Regions from separate parts of the Mus musculus genome. Here region 1 is linked to region 2. A link is a loop called in an ENCODE intact Hi-C map of the cell type or tissue named here. Cell type or tissue: heart. All regions are shown on one strand. Links, peaks and the distances in the headings refer to the core of each region. The heading gives the core; the rest is flanking DNA.

What was found. Hi-C counts contacts between places; a loop is a spot of excess contacts. Peaks named below come from ENCODE experiments on the same cell type or tissue, not always from the same donor. Only the 100,000 strongest peaks of a DNase experiment are listed, where the experiment ranks them.
Region 1: a loop joins it to region 2, with 9 times the contacts of the local background. A loop is called at or near these places in 2 of 42 quality-filtered maps.

What each region holds. Positions count from the first base shown.
Region 1 is chr10:59,612,362-59,627,644 of GRCm38, reverse strand. Mcu (mitochondrial calcium uniporter) reads left to right here and starts at 10,953. Exons shown (of 8, transcript NM_001033259.4): 1 at 10,953-11,121. The coding sequence starts at 10,975. It also overlaps the pseudogene Gm51790. In heart, for the core only: CTCF peaks have their summits at 11,612 and 13,347 (motif pointing right); a DNase peak (open chromatin) is centred at 10,894; H3K4me3 peaks cover 2,124 bases; H3K27ac peaks cover 1,285 bases.
Region 2 is chr10:59,317,677-59,334,144 of GRCm38, reverse strand. It overlaps P4ha1 (procollagen-proline, 2-oxoglutarate 4-dioxygenase (proline 4-hydroxylase), alpha 1 polypeptide), which reads right to left and starts at 10,849. Exons shown (of 15, transcript NM_001316371.1): 1 at 10,669-10,849. In heart, for the core only: a CTCF peak has its summit at 10,768 (motif pointing right); a DNase peak (open chromatin) is centred at 10,874; H3K4me3 peaks cover 2,302 bases; H3K27ac peaks cover 2,263 bases.

The DNA of each region.
Region 1 (15,283 bases), core at 7,284-15,283, 290 kb before region 2:
AATTTATATATATTTTGAGACAGGGTCTGTAGCTCAGGTTAGCCTCCAACTTTCTTTGTAGTTGAGGATGGCCTTGAACTTGTGGTCTTCCTACCTCTACCTCCTGAGTGCTAGGGTTAAAGGCACACAGTAAGAGAAAGAACTGGAAGCTGGGTGGGTAGGAAGGAGGTGGAGGATCTGGGAGGAGTTGGGGGAGGGGAAAGAATATGACCAAAGTATAGTATAAAAATTTCAAAAGATGAACAAAAATGTTTTTTTAAAAGGTGTATATCATTAATCTCAAAATCCTGACTGCCACAGTCCACTTCCAGTAACAAGAGCCAGTCAGTTTATGCAGCCCTGGCCTGCGTGATCCAGATCACCAAGGCCCAAGGCCTGAAAACTGCCAGGCAGGCGCTCTCCCACTGAGCTACACCCTAGCCTAGCCACAAAGATCTTAAGCCATTGAAAAGACAGGAAAGAAACTGATGGATAAAGGCTACAGGACAACAACTGCTAGACACAGTCCCCTCCCCTGCGGCTGAGCGAACAAAGGGAGTCCACTGGAATTATTAAACCTAAGAAAAGGGGCCCTCGTTGACGCTTTATTTTATGTCATCTCTGTGCAACTGATCAACAGTATCTGTGTTCTGGTAACAGCGGCTGTATCAGTGTTTACTGGCCTATGAGCCTCATGGTTGTTCCAGATTCTTGTGAAAATTTAGCATCTTCTGTATCTTTCTCATTTTAACCATTTCCCTGGTCTTGAAGGGCTATAGCATTGTGGGTTTGGTTTGTATCTAATTGGTTGGTAATGAAGTCACGCCCCCTTCCTATTGCTTTCTGGGTTGTTTAGAAGTCTTCTCTTGTAAAGTATCTATTCAAGTCTCTTGCCCATGGTTTGTAAGAATTCTTTGTGTATTTTGGCTAGAAGCTCTCTGGAATCCATCATCCCAGTGTTCTCAATGATGCTTGAGCAGCCTTGGCAGTTCAAAATGTACTTCTTTTGAATAAATGGCCCCAGGAATGGAATTACCATGTTGATCTTATTGTAATGCCTCAACAAACAAAAAAACAGTCCATTAAATTCCCATTCTCCCTCTTGTGAGAGGACAAGACTCTGTGTGTGTTAGTCATTTGTGTCTCTGTGTGTGTGTCTCTGTGTATATGTGAGTGGTGTGTGTCTAAGTGTATGTATGTTTGGTGTGTGTCTGTGTGTCTGTGAAAGGTGTATGTGTATGTGTGTGAGATGGTGTTTGTATGTGTGTATGTGTCTGTGTATGCATGGTATGTTCATGTGTATGTGTGTGTGTGTGGTGTGTCTGTATGTGTGTGGCATGGTGTGGTGTGTGTGTATGGTGTGTGTATGTGTCTGTGTGTGTTACAGTATGTGCATGTGTGTGTGTGGTATGTGTATATGTGTGGTAGTGTGGTATGTGTGGTGGTATGTGTATGTGTGTGTACATGTGTGGTAGTGTGGTATGTGTGGTGGTATGTGTATGTATGTGTGTATGGTGTGTGCGTGTATGTGTGTAGGCATATTAGAGTTTTGCACAGACCTAGGATTTGTTGACTCAGCTAGGCTAACCAGCAAGCCTCAGTGTCCCCTCATCTCTGCCTCCCTCCACCTCATCCCCTAAGGCTGGGATTGTAAGTGTGCACCTTCATGCTCATGGTTCTAAAAACGTGGGTTCTGAATATCAAACTGAGATCCTAACATACCTGGAGAGCAGTTTACCCACTGAGCTCTCTTCCTCTGACACTGGGGACACCCATGGCCCTGGTTCAACTTCAGAAAGACATTTTTTAAGAAAGAAAGGCATGAAAAAAGAAACATGGTGCTTTTTGTTGAAGTTTTAGCTTTTGTGAGACAGAGTCTCTTCTGATAGTTCAGGCTGGCCTACAAATCGCTGTGCAGCCCGGCAGGTCCTGAACTATCCTGGCATCGTGTCTTCTAATCATCTAATCAGAATCTCGATTTTTTGTTTGCCCTCTGAATGGTGAAATAGTTAACCTTAGTTAAATAGAATTAGACTCTGTAACACAAAACTAACAGCAACACAAAACAACCGCAAAAAAGCCAAACAAAGGGAAAAAACCCACTGTAACTTTTTGATGACTTCAGTAATGTTGGTTGGGTGATTATTGTGTTAGTAGTGTGCTTTAAATTTATGCTGTGTTAATACGCAAAGATCATTCTAGAGGTCTTCCCTCTCTCTCTCTCTCTCTCCACACACACACACACACACACACACACACACACACACACACACACAAGCTTTTAGTCTATTAGCACTGTCCTTAGATGTTGGCACCATCGAGGCAGATCAGGCCAGAGTCTCCTGGCCTTTAGCTGCAGCCGGTCTCCACTCGCTTTTTGCCAGCACCAACATCGGCCTTTGCAGTGTCCTGAACCTTCTTCATTCTGTTCTTGCATTCCTTTCCCCAGTTTTTGGAGGTCTTTCTTCTCATAAATGTCAGATCCCAAAGAAACCTAGACAAGGCGGTACCTGTGGCTCCTCCCACACTGCCTACCCCGCCCCCTACCCATAACATCTCCTGTCCAGGGGCTGGGCTTTGCTGGTTCCCCAGCTTCTCATTTCTATATAATCTTGCCTCTTGGGTGCTCTCTTGGCCCCTTGGTTTCTCCCTCTCCCTCTCTTTCTCCCTTCTCCCCTCCCCCTTCTCTCCCTACCCCCCAGCCCCCTCTTGGCCCAGTTTAGTCTGGACCCTTCCAGATGCCTCTGGCCGAATTCCCCCTCAGATCTACAATAAAAAGTTTTCTCCTCAAACATACTCTGAAGTGCTCATGTCATTTTCATTCAGTAAATGCCGTGTCTTTTTTTTTTTAATATTTATTTATTTTATTTATGTGAGTACACTGTCTCTGTCTTCAGACACACCAGAAGAGGGCATTGGATCCCATTACAGATGGTTGTGAGTCACCATGTGGTTGCTGGGAATTTAACTCATGACCTCTGGAAGAGCCGTCAGTGCTCTTAACCGCTGAGCCATCTCTCCAGCCCATAAACTCTGTGTCTCACAAGCCTGCGTTTAGGCTCATTCTTCTTTGCATAGTGCCAAGAACCTTCCATCATGTGAAGCCAGCTGTCCCGCCACTACCAAAGATGGCCTCTGGTGTGGTTTTGTACATTTTGGCTAGCCTTTCTCGAATTCCTGTCTTTTCTACCGTTGCCTTCCCAGGGTGAAGGACATCCTCTGTAGCAGATGATCAGACATGAACTTCCTGCTCTGCATCATTACTGCATCACTCATGATAGTGGTGGTCCCCTGCCAAGGGTGGGGGAGAGGGAGACTTTTCATTCGTTTCAGTGATGGGTAAATGCTAGGTGGAAAAAAATGGGTTCCATTTCAAGGTCAAGGTTATGAGAATTAAGTGAATATCTCAGAAAAAGAAATGCGTAAGCAAGAAGAATTCGGGGAGTGCTTGAGTCTCATACCTTTGCCTAGCTTTCCTAGCATGGGAGCCTCCATTTGATTGACAGGCTTATGGGATGATAAATGCACTGACCTATCCAGGTTATCCCCCTTCTCTCACCCACATTTGGGATTACTAGTTATTATTTTCTGAGTTTCCATCCAAATCTTATGTGATTTTTGCTCCCACATTCTGGCAGCTAAGAGTGACTTTCAAAGTGCTTAATTAAGGATGATTTGCTAATGATTATCATCTCTGAATAATTTCCCTCCCCTTTCATTCCTTTTAACTGTGTATATTTTCCGAGGGCCAGTGTTTTTTTGTTTTTTGTTTTTCCATTCCTTTGGCTGGTTTTTGTAAAAGTTAACTCTCCCCTCCTTTTGACTTTAACAAATAGGATCCCTCCTCCTATCTGTCCCTTGATCCTTTCCAAATCAGCAGTAGTTGCCGTAAGTGACGGGATGCTGGAGACAGGATGCCAAGAGCAGTGGCTAAATTTAAAGAGCCGTGCTTGCACCTGTTGTTCATTGGCAAAGCCCACGCTCCCACCCACAACTTCCTCTACCCCCTGCTTCCCACCAACTGCAGCCTATGACCCAGAACCTTCACGCTTTCCCCTGGAAGTCAGTCCTGATGATGGTGGTGTCCAATCCATCCAAACTGAGGAGAAATATATTAGTTTTGACAGTAACTTAGTTTAGATTCAGAGGAGCTGAAATTTGGGCCAAACTCAGCATGATATTAAAGATGTATCTCACCTTGAAGTAGGCAGATTCGTGTGGCTAGAAACCAGCCCACGAAGGTTCTTTTAGACTATTCTGCTTTGTGAAATTCTTTTAGATAGTCTCATCGGAGCTGTCTATAAATTTAAGTGTTGTGAAGAACAGACAGTTGAAGGAAGAACTGGCATTGTCTGGAATTAGCTTTAGGTAACTTGCCAGATTGGCATCCCTAAACCTGGAGGAGTCCCGTAGGACAAAGATAGTTCCACGTAAGGAATTCTCTTACAGGATAGCCCACTGCAGGAAAAAAAAAAAATTCCACTTGACAGGAGGAATTCTGCTGCAGGATACATGTAGGAGATCTGTGGCTGAGTCAGTCAAACTATAGTGATCAGACAGGTCTAGTGAGAGTTTCTTGTAGCATCTCCTATCAGTTACGCTAGCTAGTATGTGGTTATCCTTGGCTATGCCAGACTTGGTCTTTAACAATCCAAAAGGCCTAATGATCACAGAACAGTTATCACATCTGGCACTAAGCTACTGGGATACAAAGTTAGGGGCGCTTGCAAGGAGACTTAAGTTTTACCTAGACGTTTATTTTCAGAGAAGGTTATATTCCCCACCCCCACTTACAGAAGCACAGATGGTTGGGATGGCTTTTGAGAGAGCCCAGGGCACGGGAAACAGGTTTATGAGAAGCGACTGCTAAGCAAGGAGTCACTTCACTATTTGGGATTCCATTCCATGTCAGCCGGGTCTTTTTATTACTCTGGACGGTGCTGAGTTTCATAGCCATGGGAGCTGAATTCTTATGTACTTAGGAGGTGTGCTATATTTGAATACAAAATTAATAGCTTTGGTCACTCTAGAGAGAGACAAAAGACTTCCTAGATCCAAAAGTCTAGTAAATATCAAAGACTACAAAAGGGCGTGAGCCAATCTACCGCAAAATGAAAGACAGCCTTAAAATTTGCTGCCAGGCTCCCGGATTCTGAGAAACAGGAACAAAGGCAATCTACCTGAACAATTCCTGCCCTGCTCACCTCAGTGTCTCCTTGCGGGTTCTGTGCATGAAAGAAAAAAAGATCGAGGCTTGCATGTTGCCGACAGAAAATAAGATTAGACCACAGGCTGATTGAGTTATAAAATATGGAGTCAGTCATTCCTTTGGAAATCAGGGCCTGAGCCTCCCACTAACAAGCATTTTTAGAGGGATAAGTAAATACATTTCTGACTTGGAGTCGGTCTGTGTTAGAGTTGGGACAAGTGGGAGTATTGGAGGGAATAAGGAAAAACAAGGAGAGCATGGGTGTGCTTCTGTGTATGATGAAGTGAAAGCAGATATATAGAGGAAAAGATATAATATATTGTGTATGTTATATATACACATATATACATATAATGTATACATGTAAATGTACATATGTATATACATACATGTATATATGTAAAGTAATATAGTTTACATAGGTTATGATATATAACGTATCATAATAATACACTACATTATATTTATATCTCATATTGTATATCAGTGTTTTTCATATATGTGTATGTTATATACAAAGAAGCCTTTAAAGGTAGTTGAACCTCTCTCATCTACACTGACTAGAAATATTTACTGTGCAGATGAACTAGAAATAGTTACTGTGCAGAGAAAGAACAGCAAGGAGCACTGAAAGGAGGAAGTCTCAGGAACTTGGTTGTGGTGATGGAGAGGTTGCTCCTAACGGAGGTAGGCAAGAGAAATGTGTGATGACGTCCTGAGAGAATGAAGCAAACATAAAGGACAGATAGGGTCGGCCCAGGGAGGGGCTCCCCTAACATCTGAAAGCTGCAGCCTTTCCTTCTGCCCTTTGTTTGGATGTACTCTTTCCTGTTCACTCAGAACTACTGCTAGCACGCAGATAATACTTCACATTATCGGTGAACCAGGAAACACAGCCCCCAAATCTCTGAGGAGAGTCCCGTCGTGTTTGCTTGCTCAAGTCAGTGCGTGTGCTTCACCTGGCCACCCTACCTGTTCTGGAACCCTTGGGTAAATATTCCTTTGCGTTGAATCATAGCTGGGAGCTGACTTCAGTGTACGGTTTAGTAGGGAAATGGGTTAAAGTTTCATGCTCCAAGAAATACACTCTGATTCGTTTTAGCTTTTTTTAAAAAAGAAGCAATCTGTTTTTTTTTTTTTTAAGGATTGGCATAGAAATTAATGTTCAACTGAGTATGTTTTAATGGCATGTTTTTAAATTATAAAATTAATATGCAGGTGGGAACAATTTAAATCACTTAAAAGAGCAGGTGTCCCTCAAAACTTCCCCAAGGCAACGTGTCTTCCTATTTATTCCTTTAAATTCACCACCTGAGTTATTTTATATATATATATACACATATATTATATATATGTATATATATAAATTAAAGGTGGGGTCTTACTATATTGTCCTGACCAGTTTGGAACCGGGACACATTTGAGGTAGGACAGGTTGGCCTTGAACTCACAGAGATCTTCCTGCTTCTGCCTCTCACTGTAGTGCCAGGGAAGTGTTAGTGATGCCCCCCAAAAAACAGACAGGAGCCGACCTGATGCAACTCACAGCAGGGTCTTTATTCTATTTGAGCTACCTCCTCCCCCATCCCCCAGTGCACCACCATCATGCAGGATAGTTTTGGCGGTGGTGGAAGCCCCGAATATCTATTGAATATCTATCAGGGCAAGGCTTTATAGTAAGCAGCGAGCAGGGGCTAAGTGTGCAAGCATCTAATTGGAAAGCTACTGTGGCTGGTGTTGGAGTCATATTATAAACTTAATTTCTGCTTCCCTCTGCATTGGTGGTCGTTAGGCAGGAGGTGGGCTTGTAACCTGGGGGTGCAGGTTTGTTGGGGGAATAACCTGGAGATGCTGGTCTTGTTGAGGTTGTAACCTGGGGACACTGGCCTTATTGGGGGTTAACCTAGAGACCGTAGCTAGGCTGGGATTTTGTTGGGGGGCAACTTGGACACTAATGCTAGGTACCAGCCTGTTTGCCTGAGTTCAAACTTAGATCAGGTTCTCTAAAATGGAGTCTGAACTTAAAAGATTTGGCCTCTCATCACGAGTTGGGATTAAAGGCATGTGCCACCATGCTCAGCCCTATCTATGATGTTAAAATTGTTTTGCATATTTATTTTTATTATTATTATTGTGTGCGTGAGTGCACAACACAGAGCATGGACGGAGGTTATATGACACCTTTTGAGAGATAGTTCTCTTTTTCTACCTTTCTTGGGTTCCAGACCAAACTCAAGTTGTCAGACAGGTGCAGCAAGCCCCTCTACCTGCTGAGTCAACTCACCGGCTCCCATGTTAAGTGTGATTTCAAAATAATCATGCATACTATATTATTTATAGTTTTATATCTCATACACGATTTCAGCCAAACCAAAAAAAAAAAAAAAAAGCACAGAACTACTGTATTCTTTTCTTTCTTTCTTTTTTTCTTTCTTTCTTTTTTCTTTTCTGAAGACAGCGCCGCACATAGCCCAGCCTGGTCTTGAACTCTAGGAACTGAGGATGGCCTTGCACTCCAGACTTGACCTTGCTTCTATTTCCCAACCACTGACATTAGCGGTATGTGCCGCTATGCCCAGTTTACTTTAATAAAGAATAAGTACATCATTTCTTGGTCTTTTGATTAAGTGTGAAAGTGTAGACAGGACAATTCTTTTTGTTGTTGTTTATTTTTTATATTTGAGATAGATGAACTAGAGTTTTGTCTGTGTAGCCCAGGTTGGCTTTAAACTTGGCCATCTTCCTACCTGAGCTTTCCTAAGGTTGGATTATAAGAACATGCCAACACCCCCCCCCTTTTTTTTTGAGATAATTTTTCACTATGTACTCCAGGAACTTGTAATTTTGCCTCAGCCTCCCAAGTGCTGGGATGTAGCACGTGTGCCAATATGGTTGATCTGTGGATAGTTAACTTTTGTATATGGTTGGATAATATTTTGTTAAGCGATTGAAGTCTAATTTACTTGGCAGGCACTTTATTGGAAGATATGGAGGTTATCTTCAACTTCTCACCAAGTGTGTGTCCTTCTTTAAAGATGTGTTACGTCTAGAATGGCCAGCGCGTCCCTGACACATGAGTGGCAAAGGGTCCATCTTAGGTTTGAGGACTCCGTTCTGCTGAACCCTTTCTCCGTAGTAAGCCTGGCCAACCAGTCCCTGTAGTCCTCTGCCACCGAGGGAAGGTTTTATTTCACTTCTTTTCCTGGGTGAAGATAAATGACAGTTGTTTAGTTCAATTGTTAGATCTACATTATAAGATCGTGGTGTACTGGTAGATGCTATATGTAGCCTAAGGTAGGGGCATCAGAGATTTAATTTTCATAGATATGAGATGATATATTTTGGAATACAGCAATGCCTCTAGTTTCAGATATGTACATTAAAAAAAAACACTGTGACTTTTCCCCCAGGTTGTTTTCTTTTGTTTTATATTTCCCCCAAACATCTAGCTATGTAGTCCAAGATGGCCTCCTAATCACAGAAGTCCTCCTGCTTCAGCTTCCCGAGTTATGTGATCACAGGTGTATGCTACTGTGACTGGCCAGTACTGAATGTGGTTCTTTTTTCTAATGCCCAGGACTAAATCTCAGTAGTGCAGGGTAGACATTGGAAAAACAGAAGAACGGCAATTCTAGTGAGATTTCCCAAAGTGTAAAGCAGAGACAGAGATGGAACACTCTTGGCCAGGGCCTGGAGTTATCAAAGAAGAAGGAAGAGGAGGAGGAGGAGGAAGAGGAAGAGGAAGAGGAAGAGAGGAAGAAGAAGAAGAAGAAGAAGAAGAAGAAGAAGAAGAAGAAGAAGAAGAAGAAGAAGAAGAAGAAGAAGAAGAAAACAATCTAAAACCCAAAGGCGAGACAGAGAGAAGGGAATGTGCAGTATGGCTAAATACTTGAGATGCTGTGTTGGTAACTATAGATGGGTAAAAGGCAGTTGTGACTGAAGTTGTTCCAGCAATGCCAAGAATTCCAAATGGGGGCTTGTTGCATTCAGCTGTTGAGATGGAGCTCATTCCTCAGGTCCCAGGTTTCTCTTGTGGAACTTAAAGCTCTTTGGGGGTCACCAGGAGAAACCCACCATCTTACTTTTCTGGCCAAAGAATTAACTGAGAAGTTGGCCAAGGAAGCAAATTCTAGTCAAACTTTAAAGAATATTATTAGAACAAGTAATACAAATTTTAATTTTTAAAACTTCATGTAGGGTTATATAGCCTACAGTGATGTTTATTAGAATTTTTAAAAATCTAAACCTTCCCCCACTTGGATTTTAAAAAGGAGCTGAAAGAATTGAGTGGCTCTTAATAAGAAACAGCTCGGAAGTCTAAGAAAGTAGAGGAACTGCAGGTTTCCTTTGTTACACCACATTCAACGAACCATTGCTAGGAACTTAGTTTCTTGTGTAGTGGTTCTCAACCCTCCTAATGTTGTGACCCCTTAATACATTTCCTCATACTGTGGTGACCTTAAACCATAACACTGTTTTTGTTGCTATCTCATATCTGTAATTTTACCACTGCTTTGAATCATAATGTAAATACCTGTGTTTTAGGATAGCCTTGGGAAACTCTTGTGAAAAAAACTTTTGACGCAAAGGGTCGCGACCCATCGGTTGAGAAACCTTGTCCTGTGGCAAGTCGTGTTTTCAAGAGAAAGTTGAGTGAGGTCAGTCCAAGCCAGGCATGATGGTTCATGCTTGTGATCATAGCACTCAGGAGGCTGAGGCAGGACGATCATAAGTTCAAGGCTAGCCTCAGGATGTAGTATGACTTAATCTCAACAAAAATCCGAAGTACTACAACAAAACAACAACAACAACAAAAAGGGTAATTCTACGCTGGGTGTGATGGTCCATACCTATAACCCCCAGCACTGGGGATGGTGAGGTTGGAGGTGAGTTTGAGGTCATCCTGGGCTACATAGAGCATTGCCGGTCAGGCTGGGCAACATAATGACAGTCCCCCGTATCCCCGACCCCCCCGCAAAAAAAAGTTATTCTCAACTGTGTTCTACTTGCTATCTTAGCAAAATTATGAAACTTGGTTCATCTTTACATGGCTTTATTACATTGCTGGCGTCTTCTGTTTTTGTAGTTTATTTTAAAAGGGAGACCAAGGTCAAACATGGTAACGAACAGTGTTGCTTTTAGAGAGGAATGCGGATCTAAGGGTGCTGGGGAAAAGAATCAGATGTTTCAATTGTGTAGCGTTCTGTTCATTCAGCCCAATGGCAGGTACTCATCCTGGGAGTTTGAAGCTACAACCATTCTACCTAATACCATGCTACACAGCACTGCCATTGGATAACTTTACAATTCAGGGTTAGTCTCGGCACATCCAAATGCTATCTGTTATGGATGCTAACTTTAGACATGCGGTCGAGAGTTGTAGCCAACCTCCTTAAAATGACCAGTTGGGTGCTTAGGCAGACAACTTAGAACACTCAGAACTCAACTCGGAACAAGCTCTGCACAGGTATCTATTTCCCCTAGCTCTCTTATCAAGTCACTTGGTAAAGATTAGCCAAATCGAACGGGCAATCCCTTACTGCTCCATTCCCAGAGGCTCGAACGCCAGAGACCGGTCCCCTAGAATTTGCCCGTAAGGTAACTCTGGAAGTGACAGACAGCCCGAAGCCGGGATTCTCCCGCCTTTTGATTGGACTTTGCAGGAAGCCCCGCCTCAGAGGCTTGACTCAGGACTGCAATTGGCCTAGTGAGGCTGAGTGGCGGGTCTTGGCCACGCCCCTGCCGTCCGCTGCGCTGCCTGGGCCAGCGCCGTTTCCAGTTGAGAGATGGCGGCCGCCGCAGGTAGATCGCTCCTGCTGCTGCTCTGCTCCCGGGGCGGCGGCGGGGGCGCCGGCGGCTGCGGAGCGCTGACTGCCGGCTGCTTTCCCGGGCTGGGCGTCAGCCGCCACCGGCCGCACCAGCAGCACCGGACGGTGAGCGAGCGCGGCTCCGGGGAGGGCGGGGCGGCGTGGGGAGCCGCGGGCAGGCCGGGGCGCCCGGCGACTTCCCTCAACTCGCGGCCGCCCCGGGGTGGCGGGCCACCGAGCCGCCGTGTCCTTCAGCGCCTGCGGCGGCGGCGGAGAAGGCAGGGCGGGCGGGAGGCAGGAGAGGAGGAGGAGGGGCGACAGCAGGGATGTTCCCGCAGGACTGGGGACGCCAGGGCGGGGAAGGCACGGGACTTGAACCTCTCCCTGACCCGCCTCCGGGCTCGGTCCCTCCTTCCGTCGTTTCTGACAGCTTTGCTCCAATGCTCCCGAACTGAGCCCGGTGCAAGTTGTCCCCTTCTCACCTCCTCTGGGCGGGTTGGAGCGTCCGGAGTTGCCGCGGTTGCCGGTGTGTCAGGAGAGTGGCAGTGCCATGCTGCTGGGAACTGTCCCCGGAGAGCACCCCGGGACCCCAGGAGGCTGCTGCCTCGCCCTCTCCCGGCCCCCTAGGAACACGCAGGGAGGAAAATCAAACTTTATCCTTCTCTGATCAGGTCCCCTGCCTGTGCGTGTTCTGCTTCCTCGAGGTGGATGCTGCATTGCTTCAGGAGGCAAACACCATCCCCTCGGGTTCTTAAAGATCCCGGTGGTCCCTTCCGAGGGTTGTGCACGCGTGCCCAAAGGAAGGGCAGCAGGCACAAGAGAGGCGGCATGGCAAGTTGTTCACAGAGGGAGAGATTTAGTGATTCCATTAATCAGTTCTTGCCGGGTTTCATTGCTTGGCAAAGAAGGAATTCTGTCAGTAGCCCAGGGGCGTGTGTATGTGTAGTGTTGGCGGTATGGTACCTGAGCTTGGCATGGAGTTCTTGACCTAACAGGTCAGCAGGTTCCCTTCCTTTGGACTTTCGAGGCCCATATGTGTTGGTCTCTGGCCAACTCTTGAGAGAACAAGTGTAGGTTTAATTTCATAAGGTGAACTTGTGTAGTGTGATGAGAAGGCTCACTGCAGCTGGCCCAATAGAGAAGGTGCTGCCTTCAGCCCGTGCATCATGATCTGTCTTGTTCTGTTTCCCTGTCTCCTAAGAGGAAAGGACTAGAGCTTTGCAGAGAGGATAGCCCTAGACCTGTGGTAGCATAAAATTGTGGGAACGCACTATGAAAAGAACCGAGGCGCTGAGAATACAAGATAGTATTGCTATTATTAGTGGTAGTGATGGACCTGAGCTTCCTTCTTGTGAGAAGATTGTACTTTTTCATATTTGGCATACTGACATTGCTTTGCTAAAGCTTTTGGGTGAGAGCCGAGTTTTTCTATAGTTCAATTCTGATTTGCATGTATGATAGCCTCCAGTTATGTTCTCTGAAAGACATACAGGCCACCCCCAAAATGTGATGGCAGTCTTTTCCCTCTGAACTATTGGAAAATTTCCCGAGCTATCTTTGTTTTCCAATGAAGCATCCTCCGATTTTGCAGTTTGTTCTTAATACTGTTTGGGTGTGGTATTCAAGTGGTGTTTGAAAATGTGTGCCTCAGATGCACCGGTCTCTGTGTGTGTCTTCCTTGTAGAGCTACTTCAGACAATATTCTTCTGTGCTATTCTGGGGTGGGTAAAAGTGATGAACTGAATCTGTAACTGAAAGCACAATTAAAAATGAAGTGTTATTTTTGAAGGGCAGAAGTGTTGTCATGGAAATGGTGACTTGTAAATGAACTTAGGAGTCCAAGGTTTGAAAAGAGGTGAACGTGCTTGTTTCAACACGTAGAAGCAGATTCTGAATTTCTGTTCCAGTTGCTCTAAAGCCATCATGAAGGTACCCCCATCCGATTTTCTATGATTCTTCATGTGGCATTCCGTTTGAAAGATGCCTCTTACGGATTTAACTCTTGATATTTCAAGCCTGAAATTGAGGCCCAGAAAAGAGAAAGACTTGGCCAAGATTGCGCAGCTGAGAAGACTGCTGCCCTCTTGGTCTTCTTTTTATTGTATCCTAAACTACAGTTGCCTTTGTATCTCTCCCTTCTCTTATAAAATTAACCCTTTGTCTGCCAGGGAAGTCTTTGTGTTCCACAGTCTCCAGGAGTAGGAATCGCTAAGTGGATATGGTTTTGAGACACATGTGGTAGGAGACTATGGAATAAACCACTTGATCCTACCTGGGGAGGCACTGGGGCCAAGCGGACACATCCCGTGTGTGCAGCAGATGGCAGTCTGCATCGAACCCGATCACAAGCCCAGCTTGTGGCACTCCTATTCAGCAGTAGTAGGGACAGCAAATTGGAGCCAAGGGTCATAGCTAATAATAGCTGCTGCTGCTTCTTGGCTTGAGTCACATTTGTTTGTTTGTTTGTTTGTTTGGGACAGGGTCTCACTATATAGTGGAGGTCCAGTGGCCTCTTTTCTTGCTCTTCCTCTCTCTGGTGTTGGGATTATAGGCATGTGCCACCGTGCTCAGCCAGCCAAGAGTCATCGTTTTAAAAGGAGCGTAGATCAAATAGAACTTGAATAAAATGGTCAACGTGGTTGCACAGTTATAAGCATAACTCCCCCATTAAAATGTAGTCCAGCCTTCTCTCCAACACAGGGTTTGAAATCAAGCCTTACTTTGTTGCCCAGGCAGTCCTCTAGTTCCTGGCTTTAAAGGGATGCCCCCTGCCTCAGTTTCCCACCTAGCTGAGACTAAAAATGTGCATCCATGCACTCTGACTTTAGAGCAGCTGTCAATGGAATACATAGGAGTAAAGATCAATGGCTTTTCCAGGGTTGTTTGTTTGTTTGTTTTTTGCACCATGTAGTGTGGCTTTACTTCTTGTATAAAGAGCCTGCTATGATCTAACTCCAGAGCACCTACAGTGACTATAGCTGTTTGTTGCGACCCTTCCTGTGTGATTAGTGAAGGTGGCTGCTATTTCCAAAGATGCTCCTTGGAGGGGAGCTGCCTTTCACTGTGGGCTGTGCAGTTCCTTTGCTAAATCAAACCGCTTCACCGGGGATTAGGACAGCCTGAATGTTGGCAGTTCCTAGTGGTCAGCCTCTGGGCCCAGTTACAAAATCATAAGCTGCCGTTACACTGTTACAATTTGTAGCTCCTCCTCTCCACACTTTGCAGTGTCCTGGCAGTAATACTATTGCAACTTACCTGAGGCTACTTTGTTTAATACACAGATCCCCTCTGCCCCACTTCCTGCACCTTCCCGAGGGGAGTATACAGCCAAGGCTGGCTTCCAGCTACCTATGCAGTCAGTCCAAGCTGGTCTTGAACTTGCAGTGATCCTCCTGCATGCGATCCTGGATGAGAATTCTAGTCTCAAACCCTAATTCTCTTGAGTTTCTCCTGGTCAGTTTCTGTTTTTTTTTTTTTTTTTTTTTTTTTTTTTTTTTTTCTTTCTATGCTGCATTCATGCACAAAAATTCTGTATTTGAGCTGGCTTCAGCACTGGCCTCAAGTGTTCCATACATATGCACTGTTAAGCAGATTCTGCGTCTGAGCTTCAGCCATAACAACCCCCAGTCATTCCACTTATGTCTAAGGTCCATTTCAGGCCAGACACTGACATAAATAAAACTCCTTGCAAGTCTAACTCCCTCACTTCATAAATCTAATAAAACAGAGGAGTGACATCTGAGGTTATATTTGTGGCAAATAAGAAAGCCGGGATTGAGCTTACTTTAAATGGAAGGCTTGGTTTATATCTTAACTTTGGTGATTCCTGCCTCATAATTTTTTCCGTTCTCCAATCTAAATCCTAATAGAATTTATTACATTCAGGATGCAGATTGACAGTGTACTCAATCTGTTAGCTCTGTGGTGACCAGTAGCTTTCTGTTCATAATCAGTTAAAATAACGACAATTACCCAGATTATTAGGAATATATGCTTCCATTAGATTCCAAACAGGTTGTTTTCTGTCTACTAAAGTGTTGGACTACTGAGGGTCCTGGGTGAATTGGTTTAGAACACACTTGTTTTACTTTCATCTTAAAAATCTTATTTATTTTGAATCCTGTAAAATATTTTAGTGAATGAACATGGATTTATTCATCAAATTCTGATTATTTGATCATTTTAAGGCTCCGAGAACTTTATCTTATGCTCTGTGAAACTCTTCATACAAGAAAAAAAAAACTAAACAGAAAATTCACCATTAAGAATTATGTAGTCAAAGACAATA
Region 2 (16,468 bases), core at 3,077-11,076:
CGGTGGGTAAAGCCACTGGCCAACAAACCTAATGAGGTGAGTTTAACCCTCAGATCCTCTGGCCTCTGCAGGCACCTGTGCACATACATGCACACACGCGGGAATACACATGGGAACACACACACACACTCTCTCTCTCTGTCTGTCTCTCTCTCTCACACACACAGACACACCCACACACACCCACACACACACACACACCCACACTTTAGTGTGTGCAGTACACGAAAACCATTTAAACTTGCACGTTTGTAATCCAGGCATGTAGGAAGCTGAGACAGAAGAATCAGCAGTTCAAACCCAGCTTGGGTCACAAATAGTGAGAAAGTGTCTCTAGCAAAACAAAAGGGAAAAAATTAGTAATGTAACATAGTTTTAACAGCGTGAGAAAATATGCAGAAAATTCATTCATAAAGATATAGGAATAAGCTTTCTCTCACACTTCTGCTTTTTGAGTTATTGTATGTACAAATGACATGATGTACACGTGTGGAGGTCAGAGGGCAACTGTACAATCACTTCTCTCTTTCAACCTTTGCATGTACCCTGGGGCGCAAACACAGGGCCTCAGGGCTGGGTGGCAAGGCCACCACACACAAAGCCATCTTGTCATCTCCTATCTATGTGTTTTCTGGATGTTTCATGTCTGCCGTATCAGAACCATCTAAAGGTCTGGAATAAACAGGCAATTTGTACACATTTCATGAGCTGCTGATGTTGCTGGTCTGGATACAGAAAAACATTGAAATCACAAAAACAGAACTCTCTTTAAAATGGGCTTTTCTCTTCAATTTTTCTTCTGGAAAAACAGAATCACGCAACTGAATGGTTCCTCTAATCTGTTTTAATACTATGTCTCATTTAGCCACACTCACTGAACAACCTAAGTGGCATGTTAATAGGGAGACATAGCTTTATCAATCACTTGTTTTAACACAATGGTTTTCTTAATTATAATGCCCTACTTCCATTTATCTCTCCCTCTTCGAAGTCTACAAAGCAAATACTATAGAGTAGTTACGAGTCAAGCTTCAAAGAAAATACAGCATCAAAGAAAAGCCACACATAAATGTCTTCTGCTCCAAAGTCTCCAAGAATGGAATGGAATCACTAAAAATTAATAAATTAATCATTTATTTATTTGGGTTTTTGGAGTAGAGTTCAAGCTGGCCTTGAATTCCCAGAGATACTGAATGTAATCTCTTAAAAGAAAAAAAAAAATCAAGTCTTAGGATCCCTGAGAGACTTGCAGAGCTAGGGGAAGAGATGAGGGAGGGAAGAAGAAACAGAAAAGGAAGACCAAGAAGACTCACCGATGCCAAGATAAACTTGGTGCTGTAGCAATAGGAATGATTATTAAAAATAATTTGAGGGGGCTGGAGAAATGGCTCAGAAGTTAAGAGACTTGACTGCTCTTCCGGAGGTTCTGAGTTTAATTCCCAGCAACCACATGGTGCCTCACAACCATCTGTAATGGGATCTGATGCCCTCTTCTGGTGTGTCTTAAGACAGCTACAGTGCACTCATATACATAAAGTAAATAAATAAACCTTTAAAAAAAGTAAATAATTTGAGCCTGGTATGGCAGTGCAGACCTATAATCCCAGCACTTACGAGGCTGAAGCAGAAAAACTGTAAATCTGAGACCATCATGAGTCACCATAACGTAAGTTCCAGGCCAGCCTAAGCTACACAGCAAAACTGCACATCAAAAAGGACAAGGATCTGATTATTCTTTACAGTAGATTTGTAAATTATACAACCCTGTAACATACATGTATATATATAATAGGCTAGTGTGAATAGGGACAACCTTCCTGAAAGACGAATTCTCAGGTAGGCCCAAGAAACAAACAAACACAAACAAACTTCAACACAAACAAACTTCTGTCCTGCTTCCAGGAAAGTGCAGCCCCCCCCTCCCCACTCCACAGGGCCACCAAACCTAGGAACAGATTTTGAAAGCGTTTTACTACTACACTATAAACATTTACTGTATTATCAGCATTCGTTGAAGTCCAAGTCCAAGCTACTTAATGGATGACTAGCACAGGGCATCTGGCAGAAACTGTATCACCCTTTCAGCCTTATACTTTTCTTCTAAAAAAGTTGCAACATTTTAAGAAAACTCCTCCTACCCAGACACATCATCCAAATCTTAACAGAGATGAAAGAATGCTTGATATTCTAATCTAAACTTTGCCTGACATTAAAATTTTCCACAAGGTTCCTTTTACGTCTGTCCATGCCTCCCGGTCTTGCTTGAAACCTTCTAGAAAGCTCTGGCAGATCTCACCCTAACTGCTGCTTTGTGTTCACCTTTAGTCTTGTGAGTTTTCACAATCAGCACACTGGTTCCTAGTGAAGGCCACCACAATGTGCTGCGGAACTGGACTTGGCACGCTTTTCAATCAAAATAGGACATGTTTTCCAAAACAACTAAGCAATTACTGAAGGAACAGTTAAATTGCTCATTTTCCCTGTAATCCTTCATCAAATCATTGTCTTCACTTTATTCCATCAAGTTTCATCATGTTTCTGATTGTCATAGTCAGGGTTTCTATTCCTGTACAAACATTATGACCAAGAAGCAAGTTGGGGAGGAAAGGGTTTATTCAGCTTACCTCACCAAGGAGGTCAGGACTGGAACTCAAACAGGTCAGGAAGCAGGAGCTGATGCAGAAGCCATGGAGGGATGTTCTTTACTGGCTTGCTTCCCCTGGCTTGCTCAGCCTGCTCTCTTATAGAACCAAGACTACCAGCCCAGAGATGGTCCCACCCACAAGGGGCCTTTCCCCCTTGATCACTAATTGTGAAAATGCCTTACAGCTGGATCTCATGGAGGCATTTCCTCAACTGAAGCTCCTTTCTCTGTGATAACTCCAGCTGTGTCAAGTTGACAGAAAACTAGCCAGTACACTGATGGACAATTTTTTCAAACTATAACCAAATTTTTAATAGCAAAATTAAGAATCGCTATTAAATGGTGTTGTTCTTTATTTTTGAACTGCACATTTTATTTTAGAGACTGAGTCTTTCTATGTAGCCCTGCTTGTCCTGGAACTCTCTATGTAGACCAGGCTGGCCTCAAACCCAGAGATCCACCTGTGTCTGTCACATCTGGCTGAGACTGCCTTCTTTAAACTATGTAACAGACTTCTTAATTGTTTCAAGCACCTTAGATATATGCAGACATCTCCTAATCATGTGTGCTGCCACAAACCTACAATTCAAGCAGTCAAGAGACTAAAACATTAAGATTGTGAGTTCTAAGCCAGCCCAAGATAAATCTACCTATATCTACACACACACACACACACACACAATCTTGTCTCAATACATGTTGAAAAAAAATTCTTATTTCCCAGGACAGAGAGCCTAAAAATGTCACTTTGATATTAGAAGCATTCTAAATTAATAAGACTTATTAACAATGTCTAGTTTATTTGGTGGCCACTTTAGTAAGAAGGGGGACAAGCAAGGAGTTAAAACATGAGGCTAAAAGTAACCAGCACCAAATAATTTTTAAACCAGTCCTTTGGGGGCTGGATAGAGAATCCAGCAGATAAGAGCACTAGCTCCTCCTCTAGAGAACCGGGATTGGACTCCTAGACCCAAACGACCACTTGACACCATCTGTAACGCCAGTTCCAGGGGATCCAACACCCTCTCCTTGCCTTCTCAGACATCATACATACGGTACACAGACGTACAATCAGGCAAGACCAGACACATGTGATATGAGGGACATGGGGAAAAAAATCCAAGGACTTCGAGAAGTAGAAAAGTGGCCTGAAGATTCTGAGTTTGAGGTCAGCCTAGGCTCTAGATTAAGAGATTCTGTAGCAAGCAAAACAAACAAAAAAAACCAAACAGAAACTAACAACAAATCAACTCTACAGTTCTTTCCCACTCCATGTCAATACAAGCGTACAGCAGGTGGGCTACCTCTGAAGAGAAGGGCATTGTCTGTAAAATAGAATCATCTGAGGACTAAAGAGGTGAGCTCATGTGAAGCTCTGGGCAGCTGGTGTCACAACTGCTGACTCTTATCACTGTATTTGGGACCAACTTTGCTTTTTAAGGGGTGCAAATAATTCAGAGAACAAGTCATGATCAAGCTTGAGAAATTATTCAGACGATAAAGTCAGGTACTGAGGTAAAGAATCTTACAAAAATTATAACCAGAAAACCAAAAAGATTAGCATCAACAACATTTATTAAAAGTTATTCCCTCTCCAGAGACCTTATAAAAGCTTCCAATGAGCTGTTTATAGAGTCCATTTCTGTAATTATGATGGCTATACATTAAAATATTCACTACTGCTGGGCAGTGGTGGCACACACCTTTAATCCCAGGACAGGGTAGGCAAAGTCAGGCAAGTCGCTTAAGTTTGAGGTCAACCAAAACCCAAAACTTGTCCTCTAGGGTTTGGGGACATATTGGCAAAACACACACAAATTATAGTTAAAAATTTTAAAAACTTCAAGCCGGGCGTGGTGGCGCATGCCTTTAATTCCAGCACTCGGGAGGCAGAGGCAGGCGGATTTCTGAGTTCGAGGCCAGCCTGGTCTACAAAGTGAGTGCCAGGACAGCCAGGGCTACACAGAGAAACCCTGTCTCGAAAAAAAAAAAAAAAAAAAACCAAACAAACAAAACAAACAAACAAAAAAAATTTTTAAACTTCAATGTCACTCTCTTTATGTGACCTTCCACATGCACGCTATGGCACATGCACACATTATGACATAAATGTACACATACCCCCCCACAGTAAATGTAGTGATATTTTTCTCAAGTTTTTAATGTCACTGTAGTGTCATGATGAATCACGATGTTCTAAGCACAAGTGTAGCGATGCTGGAAACTCAGACATACAAAGAGAAGCCATAAAGTACTTCCCTGTAAGAAAACAGCCATAACGTTCAATAAGATATTTTGAGAGATAATAAACACAGCTTTTATTATATGATACACTATCATTTTTCTATTTAGTTATTGATATTCATCTTTTATTGTGCCTAAATCACAAACTAAGCTTTCCTTTAGTTTGTGTGTTTTATCAAAATACACAGTCTATCGCTTGAGGTTTCTGATACCCACTGGGAATCTTTGAAGGCACCTCCTGTGGACAACAGGGGACAACTACATATCGTTCTTCTAGTTGATGCATCCATCATACAGTACTTAATAAAGCTTTCCCCCCTCCTTTAAAAGATTGGTGTATTTTTATTCCATGTGCAGGAGTGTTTTGTTGGTGTATAATATGCATGGAGTACCCTCAGAGGTTAGGCAAGGGCCCTGGATCCACAGATGGTTTTGAGAGTGTGTGTGGTGCTGTGAGCCAAACCTGGGTCCTCTGACAGAGCAGCCAGTGCACCCAACAGTTAAGCAACTCTTCAGTCCCAGGCTCAAGGCTTTTTTTTTTTTTTTTAATGACATTATTTATCAACTGTTTATTTTAGGTTCTTTGTGATAGTCCAAAAGAAAAAATATTGACTCCATGCTGAAATATCTAGAAAGGGGTTTAATACACTCTGCATACCTGAGAGACAAATTGCTGTTATATACTTTATATTGCTCAAATATCATTCCCAATACAAAAGATTATGTATTCTCTTATCTCTGGCCACAACCAATTCCATTAGAAAGCAGGCAAGTTAGTAGAGAGCAGAAACACTTTCTATCCTCTTAATAAACAGGTTAGCTGGGGCAGTGATGGCGTACGCCGTAAGCCTTTAATCCCAGCACTTGGGAGGCAGAGGCAGGTGGATTTCTGAGTTCAAGGCCAGCCTGGTCTACAAAGTGAGTTCCAGGACAGCCAGAGCTATACAGAGAAATCCTGTCTCAAAAACAAACAAAAACCAAACAAACAAACAGGTTACAGCCTGAAAGTCATCTTCAAGGTACACTTCACCAAACTTCCACCTCTCCCAAGGCCGTCCTACGGAAAGTGCCTCTGGGTGTTCTGTTTCATTTGAAGTATGCTCTCACTACATAGCCCAGACTGGCCTTAAACTTGCGCTCCCCCTGCCCATCTCTGGAGTGCTGGGTTAGCTATCTTAAATCCCTTTTCCTTAGGCCTGACTCTTCTCCTTCTAGCTTTCAGTTTCCTCTTTCCTAACGCCAGTTCTCAAGAGGAGAAAGAGACACACCACATGTTCTTAAGATCACATGCTCTAGGGCTGGAGAGGTGGCTCAGCATCTCTTGTTGCTCCTACAGTAGACCAGAGTTTGATTCCCAGTACTCATATGGTAGCTAACAACCCTCGGCAAATCCCATTCTCAAGGCTTCTGACCTCCCTTTTCTGTCCTCTGCAGAGGACAGATGCAGGCAAAACGCCCATACACATCCAATAAAAATAATAAAACTTTTAAGAATATTATATATAGGAGAGCAAAAAATAATGAACTCAGTTGCAGAAAAGATGTGAATGATTTCAAATATGTAGTTCCATTCAGAACTTACTCAACCTTAAAATGGAGTAAATTACCCGCATCATGTTGGCAGCTGATGGCCCTTTCATGTCCTACTTGTAAGACTTCCAAATCCATAAACCAACAAAGTTCTTTTCTTTACCTACTATCTACCCTTGTGTGTGTTGTTATAACAATAGAAAAATAACCAATACCAGGTTGGGCATGATGGCATATGTCTTTAATCCTAGCATTTGGGAGGCAGACACAGACAGATCTTTCTAAGTTTGAGGGAAGTTCCCGGTCAACCAGGGCTACTCTCCCCTTGCGTTTTAAATATTTTAATTCCTTTACATTTTAATTATTGCTTCAGTCTCATTGTTTTTTTTCCTCTTCACTAACCCCAATACCTGCTTTAAATCCTCTTCCCTGGTGTTCTATGTTGTCATAGAATTCTCCCAGCTGTGATTTTCTTCCTTCCGTACATTTGAATGTTTTTCATTCTTAAAATTGCTATCATTCATTCTTTTGTCACCTTTGATGAAATCCACTAAAGTTTGCGTCCTTTGAAACTGAGCTAATAATATTGAGCGGAATTTTGTCCGCTGTGTTTTTCAGTGACTAGGCAGACATGGGTAGGCTGACATTTCAGTTCTTTTCAGTGAGAAATCCACCCCCCAGTAACTAATTAAATATAGCTATGAAAAGAAAGCCAATTAAAGTTAACTGCAACCATCCAAGAAAATGAAACTACCACTGAATTACAGTCTTCCCTTCAGACTATTTATAACAACAGCTCAAATATACAATAACAGACGTATCATACTGATTTAGTATTACTGAGAAAACTAAACCACCAAAACACAAACACATTGATAAAAACAGGAAGCAGAAAAAAATCTAAGGCAGGATTCATTCTGCTGACAGTTATGTAAGAAGCATGAATCTTTGTACTGTATTTTTAGCCAACACCCAGCCAAATATACTAAGAGCCCTCCTGAACATCTAAAGGAAAAGGGATGTATTGAATCTGCTTCGACATTTCTGTGGCCCCTTAAGTGAGAACTGTTTTTAACTCCTTACGTTTGCGCTCAGGTATAATGTCACTTTGGCTAAAGGAAAACTAATGACAGAATAGCTTCAAGTCTTACAAAAATGTATATAAAAATTATATAAAAACATTTCACTGAATATAAACACTGATTTCACATATATAGACACCGAGTTTATTTGGCTTCTCCTATGTTCATACAATTATACAACGTTCTGCAGAATGATTTAATTGTAAGATGTTAGACCTCACCACAAGGCAGACAGACAATATTAACATTAAGGACCATTCCATTCATTTTGCTTCTCTGCATGCTTTTTCACCTTCAGAGCGTTACAATGTTGGGGGAGAGGAGGGACAAGATCTAATATGATATATTGTAACTGACTCACAATACAGTAGTTCAGCAAATCCTAAGAACCTATTTTGTTAGAACCGCTTTCAGCAATAGCTTACTAGGGCCACTCTCATACTTGAATGAAATTGATACATATGCTCACTTCAGCTTTCTGAAATAGCCAAGAAAGTCTGTCTCAAGAAGCCTACATAGCCTTAAATTTTTTAGGGATTCTTATAACAGAGCTCATGAGTGAGGGCATAAACTATACAGAAATATTTGTATTTTCTGATTTAGACCCCCACTTTGCTGTAGACATTCAAGAGATTTCATAGCTTCAAAAATAGACTGAAAAACACTCTGGATCTCACAAATTTATCTAAAAACAATAATTATACCCAGGTTAGTCATTTATTAAAAACAAAGCATTCCTCCCACAGAAATTAAGGCTCATAAGGTTTATAGCTGTCTCCATTCTCTCTATATCCCTAGCATCAAAGCAAATGCTTGAAATTAACTGCTCCATGAAAACCACAGCTTGTCAGTCCATAACTCACTCTGTAGTAACAGAAAATTAGTGTCTCCTCACCAAAGCTACAGCTCTCCTACAACAATGGTGATACACAGGAGAACTAAAGCTTTGCTTTCTTTCCTCTTCCTCCTCCTCCTCTCCCCCTTCTCTTCTCCTCCTCTTCATCTTCTTCCTCCTCTTCCTCCTCTTCTTCCACCTCCTCCTTGGTTTTTTATTTTGTTTTTGTTGTTTTTGGTTTTTTGAGATTGAGTTCTCTATGTAGCCCTGACTATGCTGAACTCACTCTGTAGACCAGGCTGGCCTCGAACTCACAGAGATCCAATTGCCTTTGCCTCCCAAGTCCCAGGATTAAAGACATGTATGACCACCACTGGCTATAAAGGTTTTTCAATTTTTTTTTCAATATTTATTCTTTACAATTACAAGTTGTATCTGGTTTTCACCTATTTTACTAGCTGAGTTACAAAGTGACAAAATGCCCAAGCCTTTTATCAAAGTCTCAGCTTAATTTCAAAGTAAAAAAAATTCAGTATAACAATGGAAATAGCTTCATCCACCTAAAAGAGAAACAGTAGACCTTTTCTTAGTCTGTAAATCCAAAAAGCATCTGCCCTCAGGAAAAAATTAGACACAATATTGCAAAATCAAACTGTCATGACCTTTTAAAGTAAGGAACAAAAATCTATGCTTCCTACAAAAGGAAAAGATAAAGCTTCTAATTCATATTTAAGGTTCTGAAATGACACTGACGGTCTAAAGTTAAAGAAAATCAGTGGCTGAAGAAAAAAAAGAAAGAAATCACGACTATTCCTATTTCAAATCAAGATAAAAATATTCAGAGCGTGTTCACTTTCAGCTTCTACTTCCTGCTTAAAAATCTCTTTTCTCCCTAGAAATAATCAAAATAACCCTTTTGTGTCTTTTTAAAGTTTAATTTCCAATGTTCCTGCTACGCAGGAGTAATTTTTTTATGCGATTATTTTAGGAAAAGACTAAGTTCCATTCATAAGCTTCATCTAAACCTGAGAAGGGAAACGAGGTTTTTTTTTTCCCCCTCAACCTTAAAAAAAAAAAAGTTGATGAAAGAACAGCGTTGCCACGTCTCCCCCCTCCCCCACTCACGTAGTGGCTATTCCATCCCTCCAGAGTGCATTCCAAGGAAAAAGTCCAAGAGCCATGGCTCTCGAGTTAAGTCGAACCTGGCAGGTTCCTTTTAATTAAAAAAAAAAAAAAAATCATTTCCTAAAAGAGAACCCAGGAGCTTGTCTATCCCTTTCTGTGGAGGCTCTTCCCTATAAACCACGGTGCAATACCCCAAGAGTCCTCATTTTGGATGGTCAGCTGAAGATGTTAAGTCCGAAAGCCTGCCTTTGTACCAAATTCCCACTCTCTAGGAGAAACAACCTCGTATTTAACCGTACCATCCTTCCCCACACTGAACATCCATCTGGGGTCAATCACAAAATTCAGTTTAAAAGTCTCACACAACCATAGAAGGTTTGGCCAAAATGGACTGACTTGTTGACCCTGCAAGAGGAGGGGAGCGTGAAAGACGAAAAGGGAAAGGGGATCATCAGGGTGAGCTGAACCAGAGGAGGTGGGCAAGATTGGAAACCAGGAGGAAAGAAGGAGCAGAGGGAGAGAGAAATACAGAGACAGACGCGTGTGTCCTTAAGTGATTCACTGGGATGAAGAGGAAGGAAGAAGCCAGCTTCCCCAACTGTGAATGACAGCAACTTCTCAGCTAAACTCGGCGCCCCGGGCTATGTCTACTTGCTGAGACAACGCCGAGAAGCGCAACAGACAAGTTCAGTCCTAACTTCTGAGTAGGTCCCACTTCCCAGCTTTACTTTCCAAAAGTGAAAAGGAAAAAGAGAAGAAGAGCGATCGAAACGGAGAGACTCAGCCCCCGGCTGCAAGCGCTGCCTGCTTTCTCCACTGCCACATGCTAACCATCTGCGGCTCGGGCGGCCCAGACCCCCGCCCGTCCGCCCTCGCCTTCCCCCGGCTTAGTGGGGCGGACGAGGTACCGCTGCACAAGTCATCAGGGAGGCTGGCTGCCCGGGATGGAACATTCAAGAAGGTCCTAGTGCTGGGGCGGGGCGCAAGCCGCTGCTGCCGCTCCGGCCAGAGGCAGGACGGGGGTGGGGGGACGGCGAGGGAAGCTGGGAGAGCGCCGGGGCGGCCTGACTTCGGGGGTGCGGGGCCGGGTCCTCTCGGGGAGACCCGGGGGCGGCTGTGAGAAGGGCTGAGCCCCACTCCAGAGCGAAGGGACCCCGGCTGCCCGCGGGGACCCCGCATCCGTCTCCAAGATCGGAGGAGCGCCTCACCTGGATAGCGGGCCGGGAGGAAGGCGACAGCTCGGCTCGGGTCAGTCCTGTCGCCTGCAGTCCCCGCTAGCTAGCTCCCTGCCGCCCTCAGCCTGCTGGCAGTGCGACTGGGCAGTAGAGGGAGCCAGGCGTCCCTTTTATATTCCCCTGCCGCGCCGGCGCGCCGGAGAGGGGGCGGCCGCAGCCCTCGCTACGTGCGCTCTGTCACACCAGCTCCCGCGCCACTGCGCAGGCGCTTGCGGCGAGCCTCCCACCCACCCGGGAGTCGCCCAGGCCCGGGGTGTTCCAAGCCTAGGCTGGCCCACGCGAGGACGCAGTGCGCCTGCGCAGAGCTCCTGCCACGCCACCGTTCCCGTGGTTACCATGGGGCTTCCACCACCACCCCCGCCCGGGTTCCTGTAGGATTTAGCGCCTTCATTTCAGGGTCAGCGGCGGGTCTCAGAGCCATCGAAGCCATCAGGAAGGACAGTTGTGCAAAATTAGGAGAAGTTTATAAGAATTTAGGAAATAAAGTGGAGGTGTGGAGTGGGAAACAAGACGGTGTATCCGGGGTGACTGTCGGGGCTGGCTTGGCCCACAGGGGTTTTTGCTTTAATAAGCGTCTTTTTTACACTTTTGAACACGAGGATTTCGCTTAATCTCCCACCCGCATACTTTATGGGTGAATAATAGATGACAATTGAGTGTCATCTGAGGTTAAATCCTAACCCACTCTGTATAAAGTTAGATTTTAACTTCCCTGTATCTTGGGTGCTACATCTGCAAAGAAGGAATACAATATTATCTGTTCCCTAGGCCCTAGGCTTGCTGTGAGAAACAATGAGACAATGAATGAAAAAGCACTTACTTAGCACATGCCTAGGATTCAGGAAGAGCATGGAAACATATAATGGGGCTGGGGAGGGGGTGTACCAGGATGTTGGGTTTTGAGCATTTACCTAACATGGAAAAAAAAGGCCTTAGACTTTATTACCTAGCCTCAAACAAACCAGCACAGAAACAAGCATCAACAACAGTAAGTCTGGAGATGTGGCACACACAGCTAAGATTTCAGTTCCCAGCACCGTGCTGGGTGGTGGCTCACAACATCCTGAAACCCCAGGTCGGGCAGATCAACAACTCTGGGCTTCCAAGAACACCGGTATTTAACCACACAAGACACATACGTATAGTTAAAATGAATAAAATTAAATCTTTAAAAAAATACTACTGAGCACACTATATAAGGCACGAACTGTGTTTGAGTTTAGTCTTGATCTAAAAGAAGAGAACCTTAGTTACTGGCAATAAGGACAATGCCAGAGATAATTTACTTCCTGTCAGGGAAAGAAAGACTTTTCTAACATTTGTTACTCGTTTAAAACTGTAAAGTTTTCCTTGCTTGCTAAAGTATGGAACTGATTGGCACTTATCTGGGACAGAGAGACAAAGAGCTTCAGGCGTCTGAAAGCAATGGTTTCTAAAAGTGTGGCTCTGTGGGTCTAGTCAGGAGCAGTAGAGCCAAAAATGTTTTTGTAGGACGATTTCGATTCTTTTGCTATAATGACAACACAGTTGGATTTTCCAGAGACTTCTGCTCCTTTGTCATGGTTTAAGTGTGAGGCATATCCCAACCAGGCCACTAGTAAGAGAATTTACAGAAGAAAAACAAAAAAAGCAAAAAACCACACAGCCACCCCACTAATACTCTTAAGATGTTTTTATTAAAAATGTTTTTCTGCTAACTTGTAATATAGTTGTTTTAAAATGCACAAATAAAGCTATTTTATATATTTTTTTAACCTCTCACTACAGTAAATCCTGCCAGATATGACCCATATAAAAATCTCCTTTAATCCTTAATATGTTTTATGAGTCACGGACCAAAGGATGTCTCCAGACCTGAAGTCAGTGAAGCTTCAGTGTCAGGAATCAGAATTGCCAGCACCCCCTTCTAAGATCCTTGGAGGGGTCTTAGCAATATGTCTACATGACCATATGCTCTTATGAACTTTGTAAAAGTAAGACAGTGTTGCAGTTCTTGTTCACCCCCGGAACTCTCCCTCTGCCGTACTTCCTCTTGACTGAAGGTGTTGGAGTCGCTGGCAGGCATTTAAAATCTTTTGCTAAAATTGAACTGGGGTTACATTTGGTTTGAATTTAGTAAGATTTATTTTTGTAGCCTAGAGTCTCTTCTATCTGTGGTTAGGTTGTTGCCAGCTGTCCCAAGCATCCAAGAATACTCTTCCCACCCATTGAGTTGGCTCTCCCAAGATTATGAGAGTAAGGTGCAAGAGCAGACCTCAAACCTCTTAGTTATGTGAATGTGTGCTCATTCTAGAGTCTATAAATAAATAAATAAATAAATAAATAAATATGCAATGTGGAATGTGTAGCTACATAGACGAGTGCTTGGTAGCACATGTGCCACTCCACTGCCTGACTGTTTAGTTGGTTTTGTTTTGTTTGTTTTGTTTTTAGAAGCAGGGCCTCACACTGTATATAGGCTAAGATAGTGGGAAGTTACTATGTAGCCAGCCTCAAAATTGTGATAATCCTGCCTTCAGTTGAAATTGGCAAGTTCTTTTTCATTTTTCTTTTTCAGATCAACTTCTAAAAGGGGATCCAGCAGCTTCTCTACTCCTTTCTATGGGAGGGTCTGCCTTGTAATTAACAGTGCAAAAATCCAAGAGTCTTCATTCTGTACAGTGTGCTTACAATGTTAGGGCTGGGATTACAGGAATTGCCCCCAATCCAGGCTTGGTGTGTGCTATTTTAAAAATTTAACAAAAGGAAGTTCTCTTCTGTTAGAATTTAAAGAACTCTCCAACAAACAAGAGTGCCATCCATTTGAAGAAATCTTACATGCCCCAATTTTTTTAAGTCATTAGAGTGAACAAACTGTTGAGATGTCTCCAGATTTAATGGCAATCTTCAAAACATTTACGATGTCATAAAGAAGTTATAAGCAGGGGCTAGAGAAATGGTTCAAGAATTAAGAGCACTGGCTGCTCTTTCAAAGGACTCTGGTTTGACTCCCAGCTCCCACATGGAGGCTTAGGGGCATCTGTAGCTCCAGTCCCAGGGCATCCAGCACCTTCTTTTAGCCTCTAGAGACCCCAGGCACGAACATCAAGCAGACATTTATATTTTCTAAACTATCTCTATGAAAACTTACCAATTATTATCGTATTAAGAGACAAAGAATATCGAGGGTAAAATCTATAGGGAAAGAAAATCAATATAAATTTGTGCCAGGAAATTAATTTAAAAATCATATTTTGCCAGGTGTAGCAGGCTCACAATTTTGAGACACATAAGTTCAAGATCAACTGACAAAGGCCTCATGCTGTAGCCTAACGTGACAGATGGCATCTCGTGGTGGGACACAGAGAGAGAGGGTAAAATATGGGGAGGAGGGAGGGAGAAAGAAGGGGGAAGCAGGATGAAGGGGGAGAATTCTCTTAACACTTTTATATTGGGTTCTAAAACTCTAGTTCATGACTTTGGAGGGACAAAATGTATCCCAAATACAGCTCTGATGTTTGTTATTTTTGGAAAATATCTGTCTTTTGTTCACTCTGAGAAGATACTTCCTACTAAGTCTGTGGCTATCAGCCTGATTGTCCCTGTTCTGCTAGAATGAAAATGAGCATCATGGGAAAGATGGTAAACTGACATGAGCCCATCTGAGTGCTCAGACACTGAGCAATGCTGGACCAGCCTTACTGCAAACCTGCAAGAACTCCATTCCTCTTGCATTTAAAGAAGTTACCCAAAGTAGTTCACCAATCAACTATTTTGTGAAGAGAATGTTTCGTGAATCGTTATAACTATTCTTAGAAAAAGACTCTTCAGTCATGATGGTTGCAATAAGCAGAAGAGATTTTAAAGTAAATAGGCCAATGGCAACTCAGGTTAGTCAAGTCTCAGAAAAAAAGAGCCCACCAGTGACAAGCTTCCTGGTTTCTAAAGCCAGTCAAATAAAAAGTCTGTCTCGGCCCGTAGTCGGGCATCTTGCTTCTAAGATAGAGTCATGCTTCTAAGGTTATCTATCCACTCCTACTTTAGAAAGTTGGGTCAATCCCTGAACTTTACCTTCCTCAAAGTACTATAAAAGAATGGTGAACGTGGTGACCCGGGCCACTAATGTGCTATGGCAGTGGGCAGGCATTTATCCATTAAGTATTTGCCTTCTGATACAAGCTAGACTATGCTAAATGCTGGCTATGTGTCTCATCTGCGATGGGTCTTGGAGTCCTTCTAAGAAACCAACAGCACACAAGAGGAGGAAAAATACACATGTTTTAAAAAGTATTATTTTGTATGGTGTGTTAGCACATGCCTTTAATCCTAGTGCTTGAGAGGTAGAGGTGGAGAGAAGCTCTGAGAGTTTGAGGCCAACCTGGTCTATATAGCAAGCTCCAGGCCAGCCAGGGCTACGTAGTGAGATCCTGTCCAAAAAATAAAATAAAATAAAATAAAATAAATGAAAAAGAAACTACTTAGTTTTACTTTTTTACTTTAAATTGTGTGTATGTGCTTGTATGTATGTGTGTATGAGAGACAGACAGACAGACAGACACAGACACACAGAGTAGATATGGGCCACAAAGAAACTGCCTCAAGAAATGACATTTAAACCCAGGCCTAAGTGTATGAATGGGAACAGTCTCAAAGGGAGAACTATATGTGCATTGAGAATCTTGTGACAAGAAAACCTTGGAACACTTGAGGAATCAGAGAACTCCCGCACAGCTATAATAAAGAGAGAAGGAAGTCCTAGGAGAGATTAGAGAGGCTTAAAGGACCTATAAACATAGCTTTCAGTGCTGGAACAAGTATAATGAGAAGGCATTGAAGTCTTTCAGCAGCAAGTAGCATATTATTTACTTTTGACAGGAAAACACAAGAGGAAAGGTTTTCTGTGAGGATGTGTCACTGAGCCCATAGGGATTGTTATGAAATAGTGCAGCAGTGGGTGGGGTCCACACCAACATGTCACCCTGAGAAATCACACCATGAGACAGACCTGGTATAAGGGAGGTTTGTTTGGAGGAAGAGAGAGACAGACAGACAGAGAGAGAGAGAGAGAGAGAGAGAGAGAGAGAGAGAGAGAGAGAGAGAAGCAAGCAATCAATCCTTTTTGTAAGCCAGGCAACCTGCACCTGGCAGCGGCACAGGTAGTAACTGTAGCTGGTGGTGATGTAAGCTGTTGCTTGGTTCCTAAGAAGAGATTCTTGTGGAATCCTCTTTAAGACAACAGGGATAGATCCCGGGAGTGAGAGTGATGGAGCCTTTCTGTCTTCTCATGAAGTCAAGAGATGGGAAATGTTAGAGTTTAGCTGCAACCGGGAGAGAGCAGTCACGTCCTGGTACTGATGCTGATAGAAGTGGCCATGCTGCAATAGTGAACTCACCACATCCAGGGTGTAGCCTCAGGAGGAGCAGATGCCACCGTGGTGGCAATAACGACCCTAAAAAGCAGTCGCTTCCTAATAGCTAGAACCTGTGTGTCCAAGTATGTGCAAAAGAACTTTGCAACTCTGGTTAAACTGAGGGTCTTTGAGCTGGGAATGCTGGCCTAGATCACCCCTGGAGCTAATCTGAATATGGGGCTTCTCAAAAACCAAGGCCCTTCCTAGCCACAGTCAGAGATGGAGCAGGAAGGAAGGAGGCAAGGTCAGATGGATGCTCTATTCCTGACTCTGTTTGGGGGCATTTGTTTTACGATATTTGAGGCAGACTCTAAGTCTAGCCCATGCTGGTATGCAACTCATGCCAGTCAGTCCTCCCACCTCAGCTTCCCAAGTGCCAGGAC